Linked DNA regions of Homo sapiens: all the other regions are linked to region 2. A link is an interaction called in ENCODE POLR2A ChIA-PET data of the cell type or tissue named here. Cell type or tissue: GM12878. All regions are shown on one strand.

The links. Peaks named below come from ENCODE experiments on the same cell type or tissue, not always from the same donor. Only the 100,000 strongest peaks of a DNase experiment are listed, where the experiment ranks them.
Region 1: POLR2A ChIA-PET joins it to region 2 with 8 read pairs; 2 of 35 experiments call an interaction of 5 or more read pairs at or near these places.
Region 3: POLR2A ChIA-PET joins it to region 2 with 6 read pairs; 2 of 35 experiments call an interaction of 5 or more read pairs at or near these places.

The regions. Positions count from the first base shown.
Region 1 is chr13:29,501,536-29,504,035 of GRCh38, forward strand. It overlaps MTUS2 (microtubule associated scaffold protein 2), which reads left to right. Exons shown (of 16, transcript NM_001033602.4): 16 at 1,458-2,500. The coding sequence ends at 1,671. Among named protein-coding and RNA genes, the nearest start is that of MTUS2-AS1, 15 kb to the left of the region's middle. In GM12878, no CTCF peak of the experiment used is centred here; no DNase peak of the experiment used is centred here.
Region 2 is chr13:29,816,907-29,819,406 of GRCh38, forward strand. The region is part of intron 1 of UBL3 (ubiquitin like 3); the gene reads right to left. Among named protein-coding and RNA genes, the nearest start is that of UBL3, 32 kb to the right of the region's middle. In GM12878, no CTCF peak of the experiment used is centred here; a DNase peak (open chromatin) is centred at 1,225; H3K4me3 peaks cover 449 bases; H3K27ac peaks cover 2,384 bases.
Region 3 is chr13:29,675,743-29,678,242 of GRCh38, forward strand. No RefSeq gene overlaps it. Among named protein-coding and RNA genes, the nearest start is that of SLC7A1, 81 kb to the left of the region's middle. In GM12878, no CTCF peak of the experiment used is centred here; no DNase peak of the experiment used is centred here.

The sequences.
Region 1 (2,500 bases), 320 kb before region 2:
ACCCCAACTTCCAGAAATTCACAATTTCCATCCAGGTCTCGCCTGTCCCTGTGGGGCCACGCTCTGAGGTGCCCCAGCTTTCAAGGAAGGGTGTTCAGGCTCCTCCCTCACACAGCACAATGCGGGGATAAAGCAGGGTTTTGGCTTCATCAGCTGCTCTCCCATGAGGGCTGAGCCATATCAGTAAGACCCAGGCCTGAACCCTTGCCCACTCAACTCAGCTAGGCTCCTCAATGCTCACCCATGGTGTGTTACCCTTGCACACATAACTCGTGCATATGCATACACTCACATGCACTCACACAGGCACTGCTCACTCACACACACACTTGCATATTCCCACTCAGGCACACTCTCATACACTTACGCACACACTCATATACTCATACAATCCCTCACACCTATTCACATGCCCTGTTTGCACACTCACACGTGCATGCTTTTCTTCACATGTACATGCTTATTCTCACATGTACATTCTCTCACATACATACGCTCTTGCACACATGCATGAATGGACACACAGCCATTGCCCCCATAACTAAGCCCCTAGTGCAGGCATTTTGTTCTCACCTCAGAGGCACATAGGAAAGGCTGTGCTGGGGGCAGCAAGCTCTCTTTGCTCCGGAAGCTGCAAAGGTGCCCTTGTCAGCAGAGCAAGTGCAGACTTTATCCAACAGAGGTGATTTTTCTGGACTTCAGTCTGTCCAGCTTTAAAATGCATATGTACTTATTCCTGTCAGTTCCTCAGAGGTGCTGTCATTCTTCAAAAATGCAACAAAGCAAGCAATTCGGATTCATTTTTTCACCCACCAGCCTTTATCGGCAAACATTAACTGAGCATCTGTTACGTGCCTAGCACCAGCTGGATGCTGGGAGTTCAGCATGCAGAGCCTTGGCCTCTGTCCTCCGGAGCTCCCAGTCTAGCAGGCAGACACAGACCCCTAGAGCAGCATTTCCAGCAGGGGAGGACACCTGCCATCGTGGAGGCACAAGCCTGGGGCAGGGAGGCCAGGAGAAGGCACCCCCAGCTTCCTGGCAGTCTCAGGAAGGCCCGCGGCTCTTCACTGCTATTGTGCTGTTGTCATTGTCAATTGCCAGCTGCGCGGCTGTCTCTCCTTTCGGAGCTTCCGGGCAGCATACCCACTCCAGCTCTCCGCTTCCCTCCTTTCAGTCGCTGGCCTTTGCTCTGTCCAGTGGACAGCCAGTGCCTCCCCTGACCGGGCAGAGGGCCTGTGGGATGATGGGTATTGGCCAGAGAGGCTCTGGGAACAGATGTGTCATTGGGCCAAATGGAAATCATGATTCAACCAAAGTTCTTGGTCACTGGGTCACCCTGGTCCCTGTTCTCCCTGCGGTCATCATGGCCTCCTCCCTTTGCCCTGCACCATTGTCCTGACCTCAGGTTCAGTGTCCACTAGCATGATTGCTACTTATTTGTCATTGTGCCCATGCAGACAGCTGTCGGAGGAAAATGCTAACCTCCAGGAATATGTTGAGAAGGAAACCCAGGAGAAGAAGAGATTGAGCCGAACCAATGAAGAGCTGCTTTGGAAGCTCCAAACTGGGGACCCGACCAGTCCGATTAAACTCTCGCCCACATCTCCCGTTTACCGCGGCTCCTCCTCGGGGCCCTCCTCTCCGGCCAGAGTCAGCACAACACCCAGATGACGCCACTACACGGCCTGCGGGAGCTCCGGCTTCTCGTCCTCCGGTCTCCACCCTGAGGGAGCACCGACCCGGTGCCGCCGGAGCTGGCCCTGTGCGCATGCTCAGTAGCTGCGAATGCATCCTAGGCGCGTCCTCCTCTGATCCCCGTGTAAGACTGCCCTGGTGTCGGCACTTAGGAATGTGTAAATGGTAAAGTCTGATGTGCAAACGTTTTACCATAGTTAGAGCCAAAAGAAAGACACTTGCAATTGTTCTTGAGCAATGAACTTTCACTGCAGAATTTCAGGTTAGTTACAAAAAGCTCAGTTTTCAATATACATTGAATAATCATTGTGTACTGCACCGATATGTGTGTATATTTAGATATACGTATATACACATGCTGCGGTTCTGAATTTCATTTTTTATAACATGAAGTGCTGACATATTTTAGTGAAGGTCAGCAGTTTTCTAACTTGTGCCTAAGAATTATTGGGAAATGAAAATGCATTTCTATCTAGCTTCCCAGGAATATTTCTACCCAAAATAGAAAAAGGAAAAAAAAAAAGATACAGAGAAGAAGCGCCTTTCAACTCACCACCAAGTGGTACTCTCTTTAACACGAACACCAGCTATTTGTGAACGGTAACTGCCTTTGGAACAATCAGCTTCTCAGTCAACATGATGTGAGATCACTATTATTCCATTCGCAAGTTTTAATTATTGATACTCCTGTCATGAGCGGATAAGGGAGAGCAGTGGGAAACCCTAAGGGGGTTTAGCAGTTTTGCAGATGTTACCCATGACAGTGACTCATCTCTGATAGTCTTGTAAACACAAGTTTTGCTTT
Region 2 (2,500 bases):
GTAGCAGACTGCTGCTATACCTAACTGCTAGGTAAATTAGGGTTATCTATCACCTCTGGATTCAAGATGTGAGACGCAAAAGTTATCCTGCCTGCATACAACAATCCCCCAAAGACAAAAACCATGGCAGTGCTGCCATGCCGTTTCCTCATTATTCCTGGACATTTTGTACTGAGAACTGTTTGATTCCAAGTTTCAGTGCTAAATACTAAACCACCTCAATCTTTAAAGTCACTTTAGGAGGAAAATACATTACCTTCTTGTCTGCGACATTTTATTTATTCTGGAGTAAATAAATAAAAGCATTTTCTAGTTTAGAATCTGAATGTCATTTGGGGAAGTCTACAGTTACCATAGCTTGGTATGCAACACGCGTAAGATGAAAACATAAACTGTAATAACTAAAGCTAAGTTTTTCTGTTTGTTTTGCCTCTTATCTGATGGATAAATGGGCAGCAGAACCTTCGAATTTTTTAAATGAATTAAGCCATTCAGGTTTGCTCCAATGTTTTAATCACTGCTTAGTCCCTGCTCTACTTGGTAGGGGAGGGGTACAGGGTTATGATGATAAAGCCGGCTGAGGTGATGGAAATAAGAATGGGTCAGGGGAGGAACAGGAAAGAGACCAGAGGCAAAATAGCTGAAATGTATTAGAAAGGAAAGCGTTTCTGGAGGTTTTCTATTTTTTTCAATGTAATCTGTAATCCAACTCTAAAAGCAAAGTAATCATAGATAATTTTTTTAAAATTCCATTTAGCAGAAGATCAATGCTAAAATCCAATTTGTTAAGTGAAATACGTACAAATTCACATGTACATGTGTGCATGCATGTATAAACTTGTGCGTGTGGTAAATCCCTATTCTAATCCCAAACTGGGTCAGCATTCTGACAGATGGGAGAGCAGGGAGCTGGGTAAATGGCAACCAGACATAAACAAGTGCTTTCTCTGTAAGCCAGGAATTCAAAATTAGATTTGATCCAGAGAATGTTTTAAACTTTTGCTTTTATCATTTGAGTTACAGAAAATAACTTATACTAGCCTGAACTGACAGCAAAACTTTATTTTTTAAAATCTGACATAGCTCCTAGTTTAGCAAATTAAGGTGCTTCATTCACAAATTGCATTTAGTCCCCATTTCAAATTCCTGGTATAGAACATATTATATGCAAATGTTCTGTCCTAGAAGCTGCATTACACCAGAATCAGCTCTGCATTTACCCTTAACTGCACCAAGCAGTGAAAAAAGGAAGTTCAGCAGCAAAAGTAGCTAAAAATAAGAAAACAGTCATACTCTAACATTCACATATACTCACAGGCTTTCTAATTCATGATCAAGAAATCTAAATTTAGACTAACTAAGTAAAAAGATACTATCACACACATCCTTTTCAGTCAGGAAGAGAAAGTTAATATGTGCAAAGCCTTCAAAACACAGGAATTCAGAGACACTTAACATCAATTATTTAAACGACTACTAATCTTTTACAGAGCAAAGGAAAAAGAAAACTGTTTAGGTCACTTGATCAGAAGTACACAAATAACTATTTTCTTCCTTTTCCTTCCAATAAAAAAGGAAGATGAAAACTAATAATTTCTCAAATTAAGGCCAATCAATCACCTGACAAATTTTTCTCTGTTTAAGAACTATTTTTAAATGTTAAGGAAGTTTTTCCAGCCTTTCAAAAAAGTGTTTGTTTCCTTATTTTTAAAGTTCTGACTTCACATAATACGCCTATCACAAGTGTGCTTGCACTTCACCTTAGTGGCCAATGTATAACAGCTTGTATATTTTGATAGCAAATTGAGACTTAATTCATTTTAGTTTAAGACTAAAAAACCCAGAACTCTAAGAATACTGTCTCAGACAGAATTTAAAAAGACCTTTCCCATGCGTTCTCCCCTTCACAATGTTCACAAGACAAAAACCACTTTAACACTAATCACATTCTGAAATGTTAATTTTTCAATTGCTAAAAGATAGCAGCATCTTTACATGCTTTATATCTGTGTGTTTGATAATATTAGGTAATTGCTGCTAATTTTTAAGGTGTGATAAGAGTATTATGGTTGTTTTAAAAATAATCACTATATATTACATATCTGGGAATATTTATGAAAGATGTGGAATTTGATTCAAAATAATTTAGAAGGAGCAAGTAGAGCAAGTACAAATACAGATAAAACATTACTGTCTATGAGGTGACAACTGTTGAAGCTGAGATATGGATACATGGAAGTTTTATTATAATATTCTCTCTACTTCTGTATGTTTGAAATTTTTCATGAAAGTTAAAATAAAAGTGCTTAGAAAATCCCACCTAAGTGACTCTCTAAATATAATCTGAGAGAGTTAAACCCCATGTTTAGCTTTGGGACAGAAAAGGAGAACTATGAAGCGTAAAACGAAAGGCAAAGGCCAAGTAAGGTGATTTTGTTGCATTTACCCTTAACCACATCAAGGCTATCCATATCAGAAATCCTGGGATAAAGAAAGATGC
Region 3 (2,500 bases), 140 kb before region 2:
CCCACACACAGGCTGTGATGGCAGTCCCAGGCCCAAAGGGAAGGTGCGTTCAACAGAGCTGCAGCCAAACTTTGATGCACAGGAAGTGTGAATGAGAAATCGAATTTGGTGGTTGAAAATGACTGGACTGGCTGGGGGCGGTGGCTTAGGCCTGTAATCCCAGCACACTGGGAGGCCGAGGTGGGTGGATCCTTTGAGCTCAGGAGTTCAAGACCACCCTAGGCAACATGGCAAAACCTCGTCTCTAAAAAAAAATACAAAAATTGGCCGGGTGTGGTGGCTCACACCTGTAATACCAGCACTTTCGGAAGCTGAGATGGGCGGATCAACTGAGATCAGGAGTTTGAGACCAGCCTGACCAACATGGAGAAACCCCGTATCTACTAAAAGTACAAAATGAGCCAGGCATGGTGGTGCACGTCTGTAATCCCAGCTACTCAGGAGGCTGAGGAAGGAGAATCACTTGAACCTGGGAGGTGGAGGTTGCAGTGAGCTGAGATCGCACCATTGCACTTCAGCCTGAGCACACAGCGAGACTCCATCTCCAAAAAAAAAAAAAAAAAAAAAAAATTAGCCAGGTGTGGTGGTGAGAGCCTATAGTACCAACTATTTGGGGGGCTGAGGCAGGGGGATTGCTTGAACGTGGGAGATCAAGGCTGCAGTGAGCCAAGATCAAGCCCCTGCACTCCAGCCTGGGTGACAAAGTGTCTCAAAAAAAAAAAAAATTATGGACTTATTTTTTTGATCCCACAGGACACTCTGGTCTGCCTCATGCAAGCTGTCTACTCAGACCTTCTTATCTCCATGAGGACTGTGAACTCGGAGTGGGAAAAGGGATCTGTAAACCAGAGGTCTCCTCCGCTCCAGGAGCTCTCAGTCTTCTGAAGGTGGGTACACGTCACCCCCAGGCCAGGAAAAATTGCCAACACCATAATGTGTCCACATGGCATTCCAGGGATGCGACCTCACTGCCCATGACTTGGCCTCTCAGAAATTATCCAGAGCCCTGTCAGCCTGAAAGGGACAAAGAGTATTGCCCTGAACACTCCCTGGTATGTTGAACACTTCCTTGTATGATCACCAGGACAAGCTTCAGACACAGGAGGAATACAAGGAGTATTCTAGAGGAGGCTACACCCCATTCTCTCCCATCAAAAACCTTCTCAGGTTAAGGCAGAGAAGTAGTAGCTCCGTCTCACGAACTGTCTTCCAAAATGCAGTGTTGAGAGAATTGACCAATGTGTGAGGCTAGAAAGGGCAACCAACCCATTGTCTCCGGAGCAATGGCAGGCACAGCGTGTGGCAGCCGCTTCCAGAGTGCCCTCTGTCAGGAGAAGAAGGACGATCAGCTTCGTTCTGGTAGAGCGGCATCTCCCTGCTTTGCTTGCAGTTTTACCTGGTTGGCACCAGTCCCATTAAAGGGGAAGGTGAAACTGGGCTCTGAGTTTAGCCTCATCCCGTGGAAATGGCTAAAAATTTCCCTTTCTATTCATTTGTTGTCTTAGTATTTTTTTTTTTAACCAGAGAACTATGCAAGAAAAGTATTTTAGACAAGCTGTGGCAAAAGAAAACTGAATCATTATAAGGATTAATCATCACTGGCCAAAAAAAAAAGCCTGATGTTAACTCCATGAAAGCAGGTATGAAATCAAGGGCATCAGGCTCTCCTGGCTAATGTTCTCATTTTTCTGGCCTATCTCCGGCTGGCCTGAAATGGTGACACAATTGCTAAGAAACGATGACAGATCCAAACATGGTGCAAATCCATAGGACTTCCGGTTTTCTGAGATTCTGTGAAACGGACATTTGTTAAAGCAAGTGTCAATTCTCAAATCTCGGTAAAAACATTCTAAGAATATGGTTTTACTGTCTCTAATGAAATGTACGATGTCAAAGCTGAGGCCTATGAGGTGGGTGTTTTCTCCTGACACTCGATGCCTGTAGGCAGTGGGGGGAGTTCCCCTACGTGCACTAGTCAATTAGCCCTTCCTTAATGAGCATTGTCCAGTCTCCCTTTGAAGACAAGGGTGCTCTAGGGAGGAGAATGGTGCCCGGGTGCAAGGAATTCAGAATTATGCACTCTGACTTCAGCATTAAGGAATCTTGGGCAAGTTATAGCATCTCTGGCCTCATTTCTTCTGTCTATAAAATGAGGGCAAAATAATTATGGCCCATATATTATATTATCTGATTTGTTAGGACAAATGTCATGACCACATCGGCATGAAAGGTGGATGAGACTGAGAAGTACATCAGAGACACTTAATCAGGATGGTGAAAGAAGAGAATGATTGGAATTGGAGCAGAAACACCTCACCCCCTGCTCTCCTGGCCAGCCGGTGGGGAGCAGGGGCAGGGAGCAGAGATTGGTGGTGGAGCCATTTTGAAAACATAACTGTTTTCAAACAGTTCAAACATGAAATGTACGGTATATTTGGCTATATCTATATTGACTTTTTAGTGAATTGCATAATATATGTATGATTCTAGATGCCATATA